Linked DNA regions of Homo sapiens: region 1 is linked to region 2. Evidence: chromatin contacts called from ENCODE POLR2A ChIA-PET data. All regions are on one chromosome and are shown on one strand. Each heading gives the region's core, a stretch centred on a gene start or an enhancer-like site at or near the end of the contact. The rest is flanking DNA. Distances are from core to core; before and after follow the strand shown.

The links. ChIA-PET counts read pairs that join two places held with the same protein, here RNA polymerase II (POLR2A).
Region 1: POLR2A ChIA-PET joins it to region 2 with 13 read pairs in H1. The contact joins the promoter of EIF4G1 here to the enhancer-like site in region 2. POLR2A ChIA-PET finds 5 or more read pairs at or near these places in 2 of 52 experiments (H1 and PC-9).

What each region holds. Positions count from the first base shown.
Region 1 is chr3:184,311,000-184,316,156 of GRCh38, reverse strand. It overlaps EIF4G1 (eukaryotic translation initiation factor 4 gamma 1), which reads right to left and starts at 1,551. Exons shown (of 33, transcript NM_198241.3): 1 at 1,483-1,551; 2 at 612-668; 3 at 301-394; 4 at 1-25. The coding sequence starts at 360. RefSeq lists enhancers at 282-903, 1,628-2,128 and silencers at 741-1,450, 1,471-1,800.
Region 2 is chr3:183,272,333-183,277,893 of GRCh38, reverse strand. MCF2L2 (MCF.2 cell line derived transforming sequence-like 2) reads left to right here. Exons shown (of 30, transcript NM_015078.4): 15 at 937-1,022. It overlaps B3GNT5 (UDP-GlcNAc:betaGal beta-1,3-N-acetylglucosaminyltransferase 5), which reads right to left. Exons shown (of 2, transcript NM_032047.5): 2 at 4,509-5,561. Among named protein-coding and RNA genes, the nearest start is that of B3GNT5, 22 kb to the right of the region's middle. Within about 2 kb of position 2,318, at least 8 of the 41 ENCODE cell types and tissues checked have a DNase peak (open chromatin) inside an H3K27ac peak, as active enhancers do; they include PC-9, where a contact is called at or near this core.

The sequences.
Region 1 (5,157 bases), core at 302-2,801, 1.0 Mb before region 2:
CTGTCTGCCCCGGGGGAAACGCTGGCTGAAGAGGGGAGACCAGAGTTCAGCAAGAGGGGAAGCCCAGGTGGGGCAGAAACCCAAGCTGGTGAAATAAGGGGAGCAGATCTGCGGCAAGAGCCTTAACAATCCACATACCCCCTCCCCGTGACAGCCCCCGGGGACAGCCCAGGGGCCCTGTCTCAATTTGGCAGCAGGCGGCTGCACTTTGCCCTGACACAGATGGGGGTAGGAAGATCCAGAGGCTGGAGACTGCCTGGTCTCCCCCACCCCCACCCCTGCTAATTCCTCCCTAATTACCTGTGGGAGTCCGGGGGATGGGGCGGGTGGGGGGCCTGTGGACTGTGGAGCTTTGTTCATTTCATTTGGTGCCACATCAGGGTCCCCCCAGCACCTGTTGGGAAAGAGTGGCGCTCAGGAAGAGGAAGGGACCCAAGCTTAAGGCAAATGGGGCGGTGAAAGGGTTGATGCAAGGGCTGGGTCCCATACGGAGTCCCAGAGATGCCAAGAGGGTGAAGCAGAAAAGATACAGCCTGTCCCCACCAACATGCTGTCAAACCCGCATCACTTCCAACCAACCCCTGACCTACTGAAACAGACCCCTCACTCACCCCCTCGATTAAGAACAAGTCCACGGTGCGGCCTACAGGTTCTGGGCATCCGAGGGCCTGGGGTTGGGAGGTGAGGGTATCAACCTGGCTCCGCGGGGCCCCAGACCAACCAGACCGGAAATTCCAGGTCTCGCTGGCACCAGGCTCCCGGATCACGAACGGAGCTAGCTGCTTCGGCCGTGGCGTCCCCACCCCCCACCCGGGGACACCGGGTTCGGGCCTGGCCCAGGGGCACACAGGATACGCCTGCCGCCGGGGAACCCGCACTGGGCCAGAAGCTAGGCCTGCCGCCGCCCAGGAGTGTAGGCCAGGAAGGGCGGGAGTCAGGCCCTAAAAGGCCAGGCGGGCGGCGGCCGTCGAGGAGCCGGTTTCAGGCAAGTGAGGGTCGGCCCGGAGGGCGGGCGGGGCCGGGGGCTCCTCCCTGCCCGCCGCCACCGCCTCCCTCCCCTGCGCCCTCCCTGCGCAGCGCGGGCCAGTGCCAAAGAACAACGTGTCACTTCCCGGCGGCCTGGCCGCGAAGGGGGGAGGGGGCGGCGGGCCGGGAGCCGTGGTGCCTGCGCCCGTGGGCTGCCGGGCCTCCTCGGGTCAGGCCGAGGTGGCATTTCGCGGCGACGAACCCGGCGCCCTACCAGCCCGCGGGGCCCGCATAGTCCGGCCCTGCGCTCCCCACCCCCACCCAGCAGCCAGGCCCGGCCGGGCCAGGCACACGTGGGCCGGGGATCGGGACCCTGGCGGGCCGGGGCCCTGGGTCGGGCCGCGGGGCCAGGGCGCCGGGGCGGCGGCGCAGGGTGGCCGGTCCCGGCCCGGATGGCGGCGGATGCGGGGGGAGGGGGTGGGGGGGCCGGGTCGGGCCCGGACATGGCGGCTTTACCTTCAGTCTCCTTCAGTCCGCGCGGCCGAGCCCCACGCAGCCGCACAGACGTAGTCCACAACCATTTCCGGCTCCCCGCACAGATCCCGCTCGGCGGCCACCGCTTCTCCGCAGGCGCAGCCGGCGCCCCCACGTGACCGGCGCAGGGGGCGGAGCCGCGCCGGGCGATCTGCGCCGCCGAGCACATGGGATTTGCCCCCGCCCCGTCACGTGACAGCCACAGCCCGCCCCCGTGTCCCCTCCCGAACTTTGAAACTCCCAGACCGATTCCCCTCTGTGTTTCTCTCTGTTCCGCGATTCTTTAGTTCATTCATATTTTAAGCAACCATTTATTGAGTGCATGCTAAGTACAAGGCGAAGTGCTGGTTGAGGGCTGAGAAACTGAAATCAAAGTCTCGGCAAAAAAAAAAAAAAAATAAGCGGGGCGCGGTGGCTCACACCTTAATCCCAGTACTTTGGGAGGCCGAGGTGGGCGGATCACGAGGTCAAGAGATCGAGACCATCCTGGCCAACATGGTGAAACCCCGTCTTTACTAAAAATACAAAAATTAGCCGGGCGTGGTGGCGCACCCGTAGTCCCAGCTACTTGGGAGGCTGAGGCAGGAGAATTGTTTGAGCCCGGGAGGCAGAGGTTGCAGTGAGCGGAGATTGTGCCACTGCACTCTAGCCTAGCCTGGCGACAGGGCGAGACTCCATCTCAAAAAAAAAAAAGAAAGAAATTAAAGACTCCGTCCTGCCTAAGTAAATCGTGATACAATACGAATTATGCAGGCTTTGAAAATAATTTAGATTAGGTCATTGAAAGGCCAATAACAAAGGAAATTAAAAGGATAGAAACATTCTAATTAGGCAAGTAGTATGAGATTTGTAGTTTAAAAAGATCATGGGCCGGGCGCAGTGGCTCACGCCTGTAATCCCAGCACTTTGGGAGGCCGAGGCGGGCGGATCACGGGGTCAGGAGATCTAGACCATCCTGGCCAACATGGTGAAACCCCGTCTCTACTAAAATACAAAAAATTAGCTGGGCCTGGTGGCGCACGCCTGTAGTCCTAGCTACTCGGTAGGCAGAGGCAGAGAATTGCTTGAACCCGGGAGGCGGAGGTTGCAGTGAGCCGAAATTACGCCACTGCACTCTAGCCTGGCGACAGGGTGAGACTCCATCTCAAAAAAAAAAAAAAAGAAAGAAAAAAAGAAATTAAAGACTCAGTCCTGCCTAAGTAAATCGTGATACAACACGAATTATGCAGGCTTTGAAAAGAATTTAGATTAGGTCCTTGAAAGGCCTATAACAAAGGAAATTAAAAGGATAGAAACATTCTAACTAGGCAAGTAGTATGAGATTTGTCGTTTAAAAAGTTAGAAACATTCTAACTAGGCAAGTAGTATGAGATTTGTCGTTTAAAAGGATCATGGGCCGGGCGCGGTGGTTCACGCCTGTAATCCCAGCACTTTGGAAGGCCGAGGCGGGCGGATCACGGGGTCAGGGCGGATCACGGGGTCACCATCCTGGCCAACATGGTGAAACCCCCATCTCTACTAAAATACAAAAAATTAGACGGGTCTGGTGGCGTGCGCCTGTAGTCCCAGCCACTCAGGAGGCAGAGGCAGAAAACTGCTTGAACCCGGGAGGCAGAGCTTGCAGTGAGCCAAGATTGCGCCACTGCACTCTAGCCTGGATGACAGTGAGACTCTGTCTCAAAAAATAAAAATAAAAATAAAAAATAAAGGCAGGCACGGTGGCTCACGCCTGTAATTCCAGCACTTTGGGAGGCCAAGGCAGGCAGATCACCTGAAGTCAGGAGTTCGAGAGCACCCTGGCCAACATGGTGAAACCTCATCTCTACTATAAATAGAAAAATCAGCCAGATGTGGTGGCAAGCACCTGTAGTCCCAGCTAGTGGAGAGGCTAAGGCAGGAGAATCGCTTGAACCTGGGAGTTGGAGGCTGCAGTGACCTGAGATCACAACTGCATTCCAGCCTGGGCAACAGAGTGAGACTCTGTTTCAAATAAATAAATAAATAAATGAAATAAAATATAAAAAGAGCAGACACTCCCACGGAGGGGCAAAAGCGTAAGGATGGAAGAATAAGGACAGAAGAGAAGTAATCTTAAAACTGACAGCCGGTCGGGGGCGGTGGCTCACGCCTGTAATCCCAGTATTTTGGGAGGCTGAGGCAGGCGGATCACCTGAGATCGGGAGTTTGAGACCAGCCTGACCAACATAGAGAAACCCCGTCTCTACTAAAAATATACAAAAATTAGCCAGGCATGGTTGCGCATGCCTATAATCGCAGCTACTCAGGAGGCTGAGGCAGGAGAATTGCTTGAACCCGGGAGGTGGAGCTTGCGGTGAGCTGAGATCCTGCCATTGCACTCCAGCCTGGGCAACATGAGCGAAACTCCGTCTCAAAAAAAAAAAGAAAAAGCTGACAGAGGCCAGAAGGGACCATCATCTACAGCCAAATCCACAGGTCAGATTGCTTGAGTTTTCATCCAAACTCTGATACTTATTACCTGGCCAGAATTTGTTAACTTTCCCTACTCAATCAAGTCCCCCAAATATATTGTTGCTTACGTAATAGATAGTGCCTAACCTGAAAATCTGGGATTCATCCTATATTCCTTCTCCATCCACACACTACATCTAATCAGACACCAGGTCTTACTGGTATTTGGATCAAAATCAAGTCCTATTGATCTTATCTTTTAAAAAATAACTATTCTACCCTTCCCTATGTCCCCATTTCAACTGCCTTAGTTCAAGCATTCATTTTCCTTGCCTGCTCTCCTGTCCTCCAGGGTTAGCTTTCTCACCCAGATAGCTGATCATGTCACTTTTCTGCTCTCATTCAGTGGGCCCCATTGAAAGATACTGTCAAATTCTTAGCACAACAAAGCTCTTGTAAACCTAGTCTGAGCCTGAATTTCCAGCTGTATCTCCTACCACCCTTTTCCCTGGCCCCTATACATTTAGCCAAACCAAATTATCTGTAAGTTTCTGAAAACAGCTTTTCCTCCTTCTTGCCTTTGCTACTCCCTTAGCTATATTCTGCCCTCTTTTCCTCTGTACAAACTTATCTTCCTCTAAGGATATAAGCTTCCTCAAAGTCCCCCGATTGCCCCAGGCACTTAGGCCCCATCTCAGTGATACCAGGGTACCTTGTTCACACCCTGGTAAGTATCGATCACAGTTGTTTTCATCATTTCATTAAACTTTTTGAGCATAGGGGTTTTTTTCTGTATTTGCATCCCCATAAATTAGACGAATGTCTGATGCAGAGTAAGGCTCCACTGCTATTCACTGATGAATGAAGAACTAAAGGTGAAAGGTTAAAAGCCACTATGAAACTGTCTTATTCTAAAGCACAATCACCTAAATCACAATTTGGGAGAGAATCATTCTTTTTAGTTTACAAATCACTTTTTATTCTAACATCACCACCACTGGAAATCAGGTAAGGCAACTACTATATCCACATTATATAATAACAGAGGCTCATCACATCACACATGCTAACTTGAAGATTATGGCAGGAACCATAAAGGGGCTCAACAGGGATTCCTTAATCCTGTTTCAACCTTTTTATACAGGCTGCCAAGATGACTCAATCCAAAATTGCTGATGTCTCATGCCTGTAATCCCAGCTACCTGAGAGGCTGATGTGGGAGAATCA
Region 2 (5,561 bases), core at 1,069-3,568:
ATATTGACACATGAAAAATATTATCTGGTCCCTAGTCAGATATATATATTAGAGGGAACTAAAATTTAGATTCTTATTGGACTGACATCCTATTTTAAAAGGAAAACATATATATATGTTTCCTCCACTTTAGGAGGCTGAGGTCAGTGGATCATTTGAGGTCAGGAGTTCAAGACCAGCCTAGCCAACATGGTGAAACCCCATCTCTACTATAAATACAAATATATATATATATATTTGGAATATAAGATTGCCATATTGTTTTAGAGCTGAATTGGCAAAACTAGTATCCCAGGTACTTCTTTAGTTAGACTTGTTATCACGCATCTGTGAAAGCCTACACTGGGCTTACTTCATCTCTGCCTCCAGCACTTTCTGGTCTCAGGGCGAGTGCAACTTTTCCAGACCTTGATTTCTTACAAGAAAAAAAAAAAGGAGATGTTGAATGCAGTGATCGCTTTACTGTCCTCTTATGAATCAATAGGGGTGGGGCAGTAAAGTATGAATAGCCCTTCATGATTAAGGGGAAAGGACACCTGCTTTTTTTTTTTTTTTTGGATATGGCATCTCGCTCTGTTGCTGAGGCTGGAGTGCAATGGTGTGATCTTGGCTCACTGCAACCTCCGCCTCCCAGGTTCGAGCAATTCTCCTGCCTCAGCCTCCAGAGTAGCTGGGATTACAGGCGCCTGCCACCACGCCCGGCCGATACCTGCTTTTGGGAAGGAGTTTTTAGTGTGCCTAAAGGAAGCCAAAAAGGGCAAACCATAATGGATCCAGAGTGGCTGGGGAAAACCTGAGAAAGCGGCATGAGAAACTGGATATTTTGCTTATCGAGAGACTCAAAACCAAAATCAAACACAGAAATTGGGAGAGAGAAAAATATAGATTAGGAGGTCCCTACAATATCAAATCTTACCAAAATTTCTTTCACTTCAGAGTGAAGAAATCTTTGAAAGCCATCATGAAAGGGGGAACCCTGAGCTGGAGCAGCAGGCCAGGCTCGGAGACCTTTCCCCCCGCAGGTAAGACTGCACATCCGTGGGTGCAGGGGGCGAGGGGGTGCGGGGCATGGGTGGCGAGGATCCTCTCTTTTACACCTCAGCACCTGTCTTTCCCAGATAAGAATCATAATATTTATCCTCTATACTAACCTTCATTTATGTACCTGAGAACAAAATTTGTGGATCCCACAAAAGCAACAAGCAAAAGAGCTTAAAGTGACATCTTAGAAACCAAACTTCTAAGAATACAGTGTTTTAAAAAATTGGGCTATCAAGAGAATATTACATGTAAGCTAATGTTGATATTGACTGAATTATTGGTTTAAACACATTTAAAGTCTCTTGGTTCCCCAAAGACACAAATTTATACAAATGCTGTTTTTGCTCTGTAGAAAGGTGTTTGCATCCTCAGAAATGCTGTGCCATTTAGAAAGCCTAAATTAGGGAGGTAAAAGCCAAAAATAACACGGGGAAATTTATTTTAAAAAAATATTTATACTCAGAATCCCCATCATGATACCTGTTCTAGTGCTAGTCACATTATTTATACCCACGCTGGTTGACTTGTAAGCTTTTATCCATGGCGTCTATCATAATGCTTGACTCTTAGCAGGCCTCTGAAAAATGTCTGTAGAATGAATGAACAAACATCTTTAGGAATGTGCTCCTTGATTAAACATAATATTAACTAGACTACTTTATATTCTTTCACTTACGGTGTATTCAAAGAAACATGTGGGCTCTTACTGATTGCCATGTTCCTGGAGTTATAATGAATGGCCCAATTCAGCATGTGGGCGTTGAATGGTATAATCTCTGAAAAACACCATTTGGCAATGATATGTTCTCTAGTTTTCCTTAAGTGACAGTTTATCTTTTGAGACTTTTACTAAAACTCATACCTACTTTTGTAAGAGTCTTAGTGTTCTTTAAGTTAGTTGATGAATTATTGTATTAACTTATAACAGGCCAGGTGTGGTGGCTCAGGTCTGTAATCCCAACACTTTCCAACACTTTGGGAGGCTGAGGTAGGAGGATTGCTCGAGCCCAGGAGTTGAAGACCAGCCTGAGCAACATAGTGAAGACACCATCTCCACAAGAAATTAAAACATTTAGCGGGATGTGGTGGGGTGCACCTGTAGTCTCAGTTACTCAGGAGACTGAGGTGAGAAGATTGCTTGAGCCCAGGAAGCTAAGTCTGCAGTGAGCTAAGCTGTGATCACACAGCTGCACTGCAGCCTGGGTGACAGAGCAAAACCCTGTCTCAAAGAGGAAGAAAAAAAACAAAAAACGTATGGCAGACTGCCAAATCATACTTATGAGAAACACAAAGGAATAAAGTTACAGCACTCAACTAAAGAAACAAAAATATCTTTATGTTCTTGCAAAAGAACTTTGAGAAAAGGCAAAATTAGCCACTGAGTTAATCAAGAGGTAGAATCTGTAAGACTACTGTTTTTGTTCTACCACCAGCTTTGACTAAATACCTTAAGATCACCAGTCTTTGCTGCAACTGTTTAATCTGTATTTCCTTATTCCTTTTTGATTTTATAGATTTGAGTTTTGCTGCATAACTAAACAAATTTGCTTGGTATATAGAAGGCTTTCAGATTTTGGGGAGATGATTAATTATTCAGAACCCTAAGTGGACACTGTACAAGGCATGGTTGCCTTCAGAACTTACAGCTCGTAAAAAAACACATGGAATGATTAGTAGGTAGTACGATAATATATGTGACTAAATATAAATTTGGGGAGAAGGGAAGGAAGAGATGCTTAAGGGAAGAGAGGAGGTAGAATTGGATTTCCAAAATTTCAACAGGTATAGGAAAAACAGTGCTCTTGGCAAGGGAAACCAACTTAAGCAAGGTATGGTCATGATTGACATTTGTGATAGATAATAGTGGCAGTGATAAAAAAAAAAAAACCAAGCTATAGGGAATGAAGGAGGAAAAGTTTACGTAGGGCGTTGAAAACCAGGTAGAAGAGTTTAGATTTGATGCTGGAGGCAGTGAGGAGTCTTTGAGGTCTGGAGTAAAGGAATATTGTAATGAAAGCTATGATTAAGGATTGTGTCACTGCAGAATGCGGAAGTGATCGGAAGGAAAACTGACTCAAAGAGACATCGAATATTCCTCTCATTATTATCACAGAATGAATAACCTTGCATATCAAGAGTTCTCTGGTTCTATTCTCATTGCAGCTATAGCATCCAATTAAAGTCCCCAAATATAGGTCATTAATTAATTCTTCCAAGTCATCACATTTTAGTACCAACTACAAACACTCCTACCACGACTTGCAAGTAAAAAGTTCTACCATAAACAAATAATTCGGATGCTTACAAGTTTTAAATATAGATTGAGTTACACAATATGCCATGTGAAGAACTGAGCAGGAATCAGGTAAAAACAGATGAGAGCACATTACATGCAACTATATCGAAGCACCAGACACTCCAAAGTAGGTGTAAGGGCATTCCTGATATTAAGAGATTAGGGTTAAAATTGACTGTATTTCAGACAGCTAACCGTGTCAAAGAAAAGGAAAACGTAACCTTTTCAAATGGTATCTTAAAGCGCTATAACTACAGGTGATTTCATCCCTCTCTCAACAGATTATAGTCATGCATTGCTTAACAATGAGGATAAGTTCTGAGAAATGCATTTTTTTTTTTTTTGAGACAGTCTCGCTCTGTCGTCCAGGTTGGAGAGCAGTGGCACAATCTCAGGTCATTGCAACCTCCCTTTCCCAGGTTCAAGCAATTCTCCTGCCTCAGCCTCCCGAGTAGTTGGGATTACTGGTGTGTGCCACCACACCTGGCTGATTTTTGTATTTTTAGTAGAGATGGGGTTTCACCATGTTGGCCAGGCTGGTCTCAAACTCCTAACCTCAGGTGGTCCACTTGCCTCGGCCTCCCAAAGTGCTGGGATTACAGGCGTGAGCCATGGCGCCTGGCCAATAAATGCATCTTTAGGTGACCACATCGATGTGCAAACATCCCAGGTTATACATACGAGAACCTAGATGGAATAGCCTACTAGACACCTAGATATATGGTAGAGCCTATTGCTCCTGGGCTAGAAACCTGTACAGCATGTTGCTGTACTGAATACTGCAGGCAATTGTAAGACAATGGAAAGTATTTGTGTATCTAAACACATCTAAATATACAAAAGGTACAGTAAAAATCTGAAATAAAAGATAAAAAATGGTACACCTGTATAGGGCAGTTCCATTACAATTTCATGGGACTATCATCATATATGTGATCCATCGTTAACCGAAACGTCATTTTGTGGCACATGACTACATTAGGAAAGAACATCTCCCCATCCAGATATTCCAGCATGAGTCATTTAACAAAAAGTACATCTTAGGTGGCTCTATAATGCAGAGAACATGATAATCCTATAGGAACAGGGCTAAGACCATGTAGTACATTAAGACAGAAGGAATGATTATATAAGCAATGTTCATGAAAAAGTTTAAATACACATCTCATGATAATTTTTCAGTTGTTTATTGGAAACTATAGATTTTTTTTAAACTCACTAATTATTTTGCCATACAAGAGCAAAATTCAAGTAATACAAATATTTAACATTTTGGTATAAAATTAACAATATGGAAAAAAGATGCAAACCAACCAAAAGGTAAAAAAATTTTAACAATAACACTGTGTATAACCATCTTCTATTCAAGTGACCATCCAAGCTGATAGTTTATTTTCCCTTTGTTGACATTTTTTAAAAAGATAGCCCTACACTGGAGCACCAAAAAGTTTTTTCCTTCTTTTTTAAAAGGTTGGAACCCTTTTATTTACAGATACTCTTCTCAGTACTTTAAGTAAGTGTGATGAAGGAATCATCTAGCAACTTCCTTCTTAGAAAAAAAGGAAGTGCCTTCATATTTCCTTGAAATTTAAACTTGTTCCATTCTATTCTAAGCAAAAATTAAAAGGACACAGTTCAGAAGAGCTCTTTCAGCAAATAAATAATTGTTTCACAAAAGCACTGCTGTAAACAAGATCACTTTGATGGCCAGAGACACTTATGTTTTCAACCAATGGCAACCTTAAACACTTCCAAGTATAGATACACAGGGTATATATGGGCAAAAGGCAATACATCATTAATCAATCAACTAATAAAAATTAATTATAAGCTTGTTGCTTGGTCAAATATGCTTTTGTTCTCTATGTTTTTTTAATTGGTCAGAAAACTTAAACTGTAATGATCTAAAACCCTGTATCTACTCTGAAAGTAACTACAACCTAGAATGTTTGACACTGTAGTTTTGACATTAGTTAAAAATTCTAAATTATCTAAGCAATGTAAACAAGCCTCAAATTTCAAAATAGAAAAAAATTAAAATTTCTGTAAACATTAAAAAGCTACCTGCTAAAAATTGTAAGTATCATCATTCAGTTGTGTATACTGAGAAATCTTTTTTCGTTTTGTTTTGCGTGTTTCCGACATCACCTTATTATATGAGACATCTGATTTTCCCTAACAGGTGCCTCTGCAGTCAAAGGCCTTAGAGTGAGTTCAGTCACTC